Linked DNA regions of Homo sapiens: region 1 is linked to region 2. A link is an interaction called in ENCODE POLR2A ChIA-PET data of the cell type or tissue named here. Cell type or tissue: OCI-LY7. All regions are shown on one strand. Links, peaks and the distances in the headings refer to the core of each region. The heading gives the core; the rest is flanking DNA. Region 1 has its middle 12 kb from the start of YWHAB. Region 2 overlaps STK4 (serine/threonine kinase 4).

Region 1 (5,381 bases), core at 140-5,139, 180 kb after region 2:
CTAGTCTATAAATGTCAATTAGATCCAGTTGATTCATGGTACTGCACATCTATATTCTCACTACTTTTTTCTGCCTACTGGATTTGTCAATTAGTGCTAGAGGTATGTTGAAGTCTTCAACTATAATAATGGATTTGCCTGGCTGGGTGCGGTGGCTCGTGCCTGTAATCCCGGCACTCTGGGAGGCCGAGGTGGGGAGATCACAAGGTCAGGAGATCGAGACCATCCTGGCTAACACGGTGAAACCCCATCTCTACTAAAAATACAAAAATTAGCCAGGCATGGTGGCGGGCACCTGTAGTCCCAGCTACTCTGGAGGCTGAGACAGGAGAATGGCATGAACCTGGGGAGGTGGAGCTTGCAGTGAGCCGAGTTCGCGCCACTGCACTCCAGCCTGGGCGACAGAGCCAGACTCTGTCTCAAAGATAATAATAATAATAATAATAATAATAATAATAATAATAATGGATTTCCCTATTTCTCCTTGCAGTTCTGTATGTTTTGCCTGACATATTTTGATGGTCTGTTGTTGTAAGGCACGTACTCATTAAGGATTGTTGGGTCTTCATGGAGATCTCACCCTTAATCATTATGTAATGCTCATCTTTATCCCTGACATTTCCCTTATTCTGAAGTCCGCTTTGGCTAAAATTAATAGAGCTATGCCTGGCTAATTTTGTATTTTTAGTAGAGATGGGGTTTCACCATGTAGGCCAGGCTGGTCTCAAACTCCTGACTTCAGGTGATCCACCCGCCTCAGCCTCCCAAAGTGCTGGGATTACAGGCGTGAGCCACTGCACCCGGCCTGTTGTCTACTTTTTCCATTAGAGACCTTAGCACACTAATCACAGTAATTTTAAATTTCTGATCCAATAATTCCAAAATTTCTGCCACTGGCTTTGTCTCTTCATACTGTGTTTTTTCTTGCTGTTAATGTGTCATAAATTTTGTTGACAGTCAGGCATGATGTATCAGGTAATAGTAACGGAGGTAAATTGGGCTTTAGTGGTTTTTTTGTCTGTCTAGGAGTTAGGTTGTGTTTACTGTTTGCTGTAGCTGTAAGTGTCAGAGACTTCAATTTCCTCAAATGTTCTTGTTTTTGTCTCCCTTGGTGTCTTGCAGTTTCTCTGGAAACTTGGTAATTCTGGTTTGTGTCTTGCAGCTCTTTCAGTTGTAATCCACTGTTTTTACATGGAGCTCTGTTGCTGTGCTGGTGAGGTATTGGTGAGGGGAAAGCTTAAACTTATAATTAAATCTCCATTTTTGGTTATTTATTTATTTATTTATTTATTTATTTTGAGACGGAGTCTCGCTCTGTTGCCAGGCTGGAGTGCAGTGGCACGATCTCAGCTCACTGCAACTTCCACCTCCCGGGTTCAAGTGATTCTCCTGCCTCAGCCTTCCGACTAGCTGGGACTGTAGGCACATGCCACCATGTCCAGCTAATTTTTGTATTTTTAGTAGAGATGGGGTTTCACCATGTTGGCCAGGATGGTCTCGATCTCTTGACCTTGTGATCTGCCTGCCTTGTCCTCCCAAAGTGTTGGGATTACAGGCGTGAGCCACCACTCCCAGCTTTTGGTTTTTTTTTTAACGGGCCCGAGTCCCTGGGCTATAACCTCCAGAAGAATTTCTTTGCTTTTTTTTTCTCCCCCTACATGAGATGGGAAAGCTAAAGGAGGCTGTAGTTGTCTAATTGCCCTTCCTCTAGGCTAGTAAGATGCTGGTAAAGTAGTATCCATTGAGGGCAGGCCTTTGCTACAGAGAACAGAGCACTCTGGGCTTATTTCCACATGGTTTATTTACCCTACTCCTGTCCAAAGTGTGAGGGGATTTTGTTCAGATCTTCACTGTGAGAAACTGGTGGGACTCTGGGAGGCCAAACTCACAAAAATATACCTCTGCCCCCTAGCCCCCCAAGAACGGGCACCTGGGTTTTTTAAACCCTCAAGCTAGTCCACAGTCAGCCTCCAGCAATTCATAATTACTGTTTAAATGTTCCCACCAGTTATTGTTTCCAGCTGCTTCTGCTCCTGGTAAACTGTGATTCTGTGTATTGTCCTGTCTAGTTTTCAGGCTGGCCGTGTACCCTATGACCTCAATTTTCTGAGGATCACTTGAGCCTAAGAGTTTGAGGTCGCAGTGGGCTATGGATCATGCCACTGCACTCTAGCCTGGGTGACAGACCAAGACCTTGCCTCAAAAAAAAAAATCTATTTTAAAAAAGTACTGTATTTCACAGATTCAAAGATATACATATTCTCATATTTTAACATATCTGAAATCATGTGTTTTACCATCAGTGGCATGTCATGGTTTAATTGGCAGCATCCCTCCTCCCACCCACATCCTTAGAAATACATGAAACTATATATATATATATATACACAAAACATCTTATAAAATCAAGAACATCTCAGAGCAATGCAATGTAAATTCTTATTTTTGTCTAGGTAACACTATGCATAATTTCAAAAGCCAGATAATTTTGTTTTCATTATGAAAAAGGGCACTCCCGCACCCATCATCCTTTTGCTAACCTCTCCCAAGAGGTGGTGATTTCAACTCATTTAGCTGTTCCTTCTGCTATGTGCCTCCATATTTCTAAATAACATAAACAGCTGTTTCTTTGTTTATTTCTTAAAAAAAAAATGACAGTTGGGACTACAGGAGGCTGAGGCAGGAAAACCGCTTGAACCCAGGAGGCAGAGGTTGCTGTGAGCCAAGGTCATGCCATGGCACTCCAGCCTGGGCCACAAGAGCAAAACTCTTGTCTCAAAAAAAAAAAAAAGAAAAAAAAACCCCACAATTCCTTCTTAAATTCTCAATTTTGGATAAGTTTCTGTTGACTTCCTACTATGGACCAATCAATTTTGCTCTCTAAAATCACTTTACACATATACCACTGCAGCATTCTTTCAATTTGTTTATATATTACTTGGAATTTTTTTCCCCTGGAGTTAACAATTGCTTTAAAATTAGATTTTATTCTTACTTAAGACTAAACCTGCACGTAGTTGAATAGTTGATAGAGGAAAATAGTTCTTCAAGACCTGCTATATGTGTGTGTTTTAAAAGTCTCTTTTTTTTTTTTTCGTGACGGAGTTTTGCTCTTTTTGCCCAGGCTGGAGTGCAATGGTGTGATCTCGGCTCACTGCAACCTCCGCCTCCCGGGTTCAAGTGATTCTTCTGCCTCAGCCTCCTGAGTAGCTGGGATTACAGGCACCCGCCATCATGCCTGGCTAATTTTGTATTTTTAGTAGAGACGGGGTTTCTCCATGTTGGTCAGGCTGGTCTCGAACTCCTGACCTCAGATGATCTGCCCACCTTGGCCTCCCAAAGTGCTGGGATTACAGGTGTGAGCCACCGCGCCCGGCCTTAAAAGTCTTTAACACCTTTCCCTATATCCTGCTTCTATGAGCAACCACCTTTTGCTACCAAAATTATGCACTTAATTTGTAATTCCCTAATTTTCTTACTTTTAGCAATATCTATTGGGTAATTTTTATGGAATATAAAGACTGTCTCTTTCTCATACACCCTATGCAGCATCTTCTCCAAATCCTCCAAATCCCACAGGTAAATGTCATGTTCTGTCCCTCCCTATGCATCCTTTTTTTCTTTCTTTTCCTTTTTTTTTTTTTTTGTTTTTGTTTTTGAGACAGGGTCTCTGTCACCTATGCTGAAGTGCAGTGTGGCATGATCTCAGCTCATGCAGCCTCAACCTCCTGGTCTCAATCAATCCTCCCACCTCAGTGCCCCTGTAACTGGGACTACACGTGTGCACCACTGTGTCCAGCTAATTTTTGTAGTAACGGGGTTTCACCATGTTGCCCAGGCTGGTCTTGAACTACTGGGCTCAAGTGATCCACCTGCCCAGCCTCCTAAAGTGCTGGGATTATAGGCGTGAGCCACTGCTCCAGGCCCCCATGCATCATGTCAAAATGATTATATCATAATTTTAGTTAAATTTGTATTCAGTGTTTACAGTTTTGTGACCATAAATACACTATTGTCAGCCTTGCCCAGCTGTATTCCATGATGGCTTTCCCTTTATTATAGAACTTCTTGTTTTCCCTAATATTAACAAAGTTTTTGTTTCTTGTTTGTTTGCCAAGTTTTCTATATTCTGGTTGCTAATGATTGTTCTCTATTGCTGCTGTAACAAATTACTACAAATTTAGTAGCTTAAACAGAACCCACTTCTTATCTCACAATTCTGTAGGTAAGAAGACTGAGTATAGTGTGTGTCTGCTGGGATCCGCCACTTAGAGTCTCACAAAGCAAAAATTAAGTTGTCAGCTGGGCTGCATTCCTTTCTGGAGGTCATGGAGCTGAATCTACCTTCAAGCTCATGGAAGTTATTGCTCAGATTTCATTTCTTTCTTTCTTTCTTTCTTTTTTTTTTTTTTTTTGAGATGGAGTCTTGCTCTGTCGCCCAGGCTGGAGTGCAGTGCAGCGATCTCAGCTTACTGTAACCTCCGCCTCCTGGGCTCAAGTGATTCTCCTGCCTCAGCCTCCTGGGTAGATGGGACTACAGGCATGTGCCACCACACCCGGCTAATTTTTGTACTTTTAGTAGAGAAGGGGTTTTGCCACATTGCCCAGGCTGGTCTCGAACTCCCGAGGTCAGATAATCTGCCTGCCTTGGCCTCCCAAAGTGCTAGGATTACAGACGTGAGCCACCGCGCACGGCCCTTCATGTTGTTTTAAAATGTGACACCATCCCTCCAATGTCCTGTAAACTGGTAGTTCAATCTAGAGGCCTGATTAGATTTCAGTTCAGTTTTTGGCAATCATATTTTATAGACAGGACTTGTATTTTCTATGGCGTCATCTCAGGAGGCACATAACATCTAATTGTTCCTCAATGATCTCTCCCAATCTGAAAATATACTTTCTTCAGTTCTGGAATAATTTTCATGAATTATTTCTTTGAATATTTTCTTCCTTCCTCTCCCCATTTTCTATATCTTCACTTTCCAGAACTCTAATTTTTCAGGTGTTTGACCTCTTGAAATGGCTTTCTAATTTTACTGTTTTTTTTTCTTTTTCTTTCCAATTTTTCATCTTTTTGTCTTTGTGTCTCTTTTCTGAATATTATCTTCCAACCTGTACTAAGTCATGCCTCTGTGCAGGAGATAGGAACAGAAACCACTCTAGGTATTGTAGGCAGAAAGGGATTGACTATAGGGAATTAGGTGGTTACAAATTCATGAGAAGAGCAGGAGTTGCAGAAGTCCAGGAGGCTTTTGTTTCAAAGTCACCATAGATGTGATTGAGAGGCCAGAGGTGCTGCTGCTACTCTTGCTCTGGTCACTGTAACTATCTGACACACATGAAGCTGGGGACTAGGCAGTGGATCAGGGAGTCTAGCCACT
Region 2 (5,381 bases), core at 72-5,071:
ATAGTATTTAAAGGAAATTTTACAGCCTTAAATGTATGTTAGAAAAGAAAGATAATTGGGCCCGGCGCGGGGGCTCACGCTGGTAATCCCAACACTTTAAGAGGCCGAGGCAGGCAGATCATGAGGTCAGGAGTTCCAGACCAGCCTGGCCAACATGGTGAAACCCCGTCTCTCCTAAAAATACAAAAATTAGCCAGGCATGGTGGTGTGCACCTCTAGTCCCAGCTACTCGGGAGGCTGAGACAGGAGAATTGCTTGAACCTGGGAGGCAAAGATTGCAGTGAGCCAAGATCATGCCACTGCACTCCAGCCTGGGCAACAGTGCAAGACTCCGTCTCGGGGAAAAAGAAAACAAAAAAAAAAGAAAGAAAGAAAGAAAAAGAAAAGAAAGATAATTAAAAATTAGTAAGCTGAATTGTCCAAGTGAAGAAAAGAGAAATAAACCCATAGAAAGCAGAAAGAAGAAAATGATGTAAGAACATAAATTAATGAATTCAAAAGTTAATGTGCAGTAGCAAGGATCAACAAAACCAAAAGCTGGTTTGGGCTTAAAAAAAAAATTACACTTTGATAAGACTGATCCCCACCCCCCGGAAAAAAAAGAAGAAACAAATAACAGGAATGAAAAGCAAGCTATAAATACAGATACTGCAAATTTTAAAATCTGAAACTTGATGCCAATAAATTTTTAAATGTGCATGAAATTAAGATGTCTTGGGAAGCGGCAGAGACCTACATCTGGAGTGAAACCAAACAAAACTGACTACTAAGAAATCTAGACCACAAGGACAAAGTGGAATGAGTAGATTGTTAAAAACACATACTCAAATGACAGAGCCACAGAGGATGAAACCATCTCTGAAAATAGAGACAACCATGATATTTCTGAATATACGTGTTTTCCCTAAAGGCAGGAAAATGAGAAAAAATAAGTTAACGCCCAACCTCCAGTTCTGACAACACGGCAGAGTAACAAGGTCACTCCTGAAACCTCCCCATGTAAGAGAAGCAGGGATATCCAGGGGCCAGAGAAATTGTGTACATGCCCATCCCCACCCCTTCTTTTGATGCTTATATTGCTATTCTTGGTAAATCAGGTGAAAATGAATACCAAGGGTAGTCCTATGGAGAGAAGAAATCACAAGGACAGGTGGGAGAGAAGGTTAAGCTCTGCCTGTATTGCCTTAATGAGAGGGCAGATTCAGGGACCTTGTTGGACAGTGATTACAGGAATAGTAACAATAGCAATAATAAAAGCCAGAATTTTTTAAGCATTAACTGTTCATTATTAGCAGCCATACATTAAGTATTTTATATGTATTAATCTCATTTGCTCTTCATTAAATCTTACAGCTATAATTATTAACCCAGTGCTACAGATGGGGAATTTGAGGTTTGAAGAATTATATAATCCATTGAGGTTAACACAGCCCGCAAGTGGTTGAAATCAAAATTGAATCAGGTTCTGTCTGACTCTGGGGTCTGTACTTTTTCCTTTTTTTTTTTTTTTGAAAAAAAAAAAAAAAAAAGATAGGGTGTCCCACTGTTGCCCAGGCTAGAGTGCAGTGGTGCAATCATAGCTTACTGCAGCCTCAAACTCCGGGTTCAAGTGATCCTCCTGCCTCAGCCTCTTGAGTAGCAGGACTACAGGTGGGCACCACCATGCCTGGCTAATTTTTTAATTTTTTGTAGAGACAAGGTCTAGCTACATTGGTCAGGCTGGTCTCAAACTCCTGGGCTCGAGGGATCCTCCCGCTTTGGCCTCTCAAAGTGCTAGGATTACAGATGTGAGCCCCGCACCTGGCCAGGAGTCTGCACTTTTAATGAAATGTCACCCAACATCTACTACTATTGGCTAAGTGCTTTCACACTCATTTTCTCAGCTAAACAGAGAGAGAATGAAGCACGGACAGCAGTAAAGCCTATATGCGGGGCAGCATTAGCATACAGAGAACCCACGATTTAGTCACTTGCCTTGGTAACAATGAACTGGCAAATTTTCCTAAACCCAAGTTACCATAGTACTAAGTAGTTAGGGGAAAGAGATGGTGGCTTTCTCTATCTGCAAAACGGAAAATCCAGACAATCCCAACTAACTTTTGCTAAAGTTCCTGTGAGAAGTAATCAAAATTTCATGGATAGAGGTTCCCTGGGGACAAATTTTGGCTGAAAAAAAAAACAAAAAACAAAAAAAAACTACTATCTTTACACACAGCTTTGAGCAATGATTTGAACTACTTCCAACTTGTGGAATTCCCTCTTCTCAGAAATGACTGCAGGTAGTCAAGCAAATGTGAGATGATGCCTCTTGTTGGAAATATAGCAAGAGCTGGAAAATATGTCCTTTAAGACCCTTTTCAATTCTGAAAGTTTATCATTCTCTGATACAGTGTTGGAACAGATGATTGAGAGAGACAATGGCTTCTAGGAATTCAAGACATGCCCATCTGTCACCTGTGCTTACAGTGAAGCCACACAGAAGTTAACTATGGAACAGTCCTTCCTAGGGCCTAAGGTGCTAGGATACTTATTGCAGTTCTTAGGCTCCATTTCTGAGCCAGTCTGGACTCAGCTCTTTTTCTCACCATGTAGTTGAGATTAAAATTATCCTGTAGTTTAATATCAGAGAATAAATGGCCACAAGAATGAACGCTAAAGAAGAAGCCTGCCAAGCAGCCATGGATCAAGCAGTCTCCGAACCAAACAAAGGAAATGAAAAACAGTCTCAGGCTCACACAGGCTGATACTGTTTTAAGCAACCTCTTGAGGTCAAAAACCGCAGGCATTTAAGTCCTGCTCTCAAAGCCATTTCAATAACTGAGTTAAAAACCCAGCTCAAATCAGCTAGCACGATCCACCAGCAGAACCAGGCTACTGTGGTTCTGAGACAAAGATGACATTCATTTACCATGTGGTTTCTCAGAAAGCGTATCTACACAGCAGGTTTCCCTGGCAATTTTGGATACATATGTCTTTTCCAGACTGCTGTTCTTGGCTAGTTTTCTGAAAGAAAAGAGCACAAAATCTCATTATATTCCAAAGCACAAATAAATTCAGTCTCAACATACTTTAAACCAAGCTTTACAGGAAAAATAAGAAGTTGAAACAAAAATAGTGTACCCTGTCAAGAACAATTTAGGATAGTCTTCTCACCAGAAACTGCTCGACAGGACTACTTCAGTAAAAAGCCATTAACAGGCAGTGCTGTTGACCTTGGCTAGCTACTGGGCATTCACATGGCACTGCCGGGTCAGAAACCTAAACACCAAACATAGTCTCCATTCATCTTTCTTCTAGCACAGAAGAAAAGAAACTCATCAGAAAAAGTTTAAAAAGCAGAGCATGGAGATTGTCCAGAAAGGTGGTGGCAAGAGTCTGAGAGCGCAGGTGCTGATGGTTAAAACCCCAGCTTAATTCACACACTCAACAGGCAAAAAAATGCAACAATAAAAACAATCACAAAGACTCAATCCCCAAACCTCCTGTTGACAAGAAAAAAGCCTGGCTTAATATATTAGAACGACCTGAAAACAACCCAACTCCAACCAAAAAAGCCCCAAATGTTAAATGCCAAGTAAAAAGAGGATGATTAAATCAATCAAAAGAATGTAATGTGATGGGCTACTATGTGACCCTTAAAAATGATTTCACAAGTGTTTTTAATGATATGAGAAAATGTTTAAGATATGTTAAGTGAAAAAAAATCAAGATTTATTATGCATGCAGAATGATCTCAGCTGTGTAAAATAATATCTAAGTATTAAAAAACTGGAAGGAAATGTTAAAATGTAATTATTATTGCTGGGGGGGGTGGAAGAGTTGTAAGAGACATTTTCTTCTTTAAGCTTTTCTTCAGTCTCTAAACTTTCTATAATGAGTGTGTTTTTACAACTAGAAGGTTAACAAAATAGCATTGTAACATTATAGAAGAGCAAACCAACACCAAAAAAGAAGAAAATAATAACATTTATTAAGTGCTTATTGCAGGCCAGCAGTAAGGACCATTGTCCTAAAGGTGCTTTACGTGCATTACAGGTTTAGTATCCCTTATCCAAGATGCCTGGGACCAGAAGTGTTTTGGATTTTGGATTTTTGGATTTGGGATTACGCAACCTGCATCTCATTTGATACTCACGACAGCCCTATGAAAGAGGTATGACTTTACCATGTTTGACAGATAAGACAATCAAGGGTTAGACAGGTGGCATAATAGGTGGAGAAGATAGGCTATGAGCCCTAACAGAATAACTCCAGTGGTTTTAACCACTATATGCCTCTCAACCACAATGGCATAATCTGTCTCCCTGCCTGCAAGCCTGACCTAAACATAAGCCTCAATGACAAAATCTACTTTAGAAGGCACTATAATAATTTAGGATAGTGTGACTGCCAAGGTACTAAGATACTCAGATAAATATTCAAAAGAGGAACTAAAACACCTCTAATGAAGCTATAAAAAGAATCCATGTGATAGAGCAATGCATCGCTGCAGTTGAAAACATACCAGCACAACAAATCAACCCACAGCTAAATCCCACTATACAAGAGAAGCTAGTAATAACTGTCAAAGAAAGACCCCTGGTAACCACTTATTGAACTACCATGAAAAAAGGAACTCACTAAAAGATACAATAACAATGAGCTAGACAGTAAGGATTTGAATTTGTCTCCCAAAAAGCCCCCTAGCAACAAGAGGCCTGGACCATCAAAGGCTAGAGAAAAGAAAGAAACTAAAGAGAAAAATAAAAAGCATTGTACTTGATGCCAAATTATATAAAATACAACCAGCACAGAAGGACCACCTTACTTTTCTTTCAGTCTAGCACTAAAGGCCTTTTGGTTAGAAACAATCAATTTTGCTTGGCAAAAAAAGGATCAAGACATAGAAGTACTTTGGATCAAATTCTGTAGAATCAGCCTATTTGAGATGCATTAAGGTTAATGCCAAAACCAATACGGTGTTCTGTTCACAGTTTCTTTCTAGAGGTTTTAAAAGCCGAAAAACATTAAAACTCAGAGTTTGAAGTGGAAAGTTTCTATCTGTAAAAACAAGCCACTTTTAGGTACTATAAGCTATTAAGATTTGGTAATTCTAAATTAATTATGTATTTTTTAAACCCTTGGTTGTTAGAAAAATATAAAGCTCGATTGCTACCTTACTCTTAACACCAAGACAAATACATGATAGATTAAATATTGAGAAAGAAAAAATAATAAAACATTCTAAAACAAAGTAAGGGTTAATATTTTTGTAATCTTAGAATGTGAAAAACTTTCCCAAAGATGACATAAAATTCCAGAAACCACAAGAAAAAGCTAATAAATCAAAATATATAAAAATTTAAATGTCTGAAGTTAGATACCATATACAAAGCTTTAAA

The links. ChIA-PET counts read pairs that join two places held together with the same protein. Peaks named below come from ENCODE experiments on the same cell type or tissue, not always from the same donor. Only the 100,000 strongest peaks of a DNase experiment are listed, where the experiment ranks them.
Region 1: POLR2A ChIA-PET joins it to region 2 with 7 read pairs; 3 of 35 experiments call an interaction of 5 or more read pairs at or near these places.

What each region holds. Positions count from the first base shown.
Region 1 is chr20:44,870,836-44,876,216 of GRCh38, reverse strand. No RefSeq gene overlaps it. Among named protein-coding and RNA genes, the nearest start is that of YWHAB, 12 kb to the left of the region's middle. In OCI-LY7, for the core only: no CTCF peak of the experiment used is centred there; no DNase peak of the experiment used is centred there.
Region 2 is chr20:45,050,708-45,056,088 of GRCh38, reverse strand. The region is part of intron 10 of STK4 (serine/threonine kinase 4); the gene reads right to left. Among named protein-coding and RNA genes, the nearest start is that of KCNS1, 48 kb to the left of the region's middle. RefSeq lists a silencer at 4,190-4,259. In OCI-LY7, for the core only: no CTCF peak of the experiment used is centred there; DNase peaks (open chromatin) are centred at 2,758 and 4,478; H3K4me3 peaks cover 2,259 bases; H3K27ac peaks cover 2,896 bases.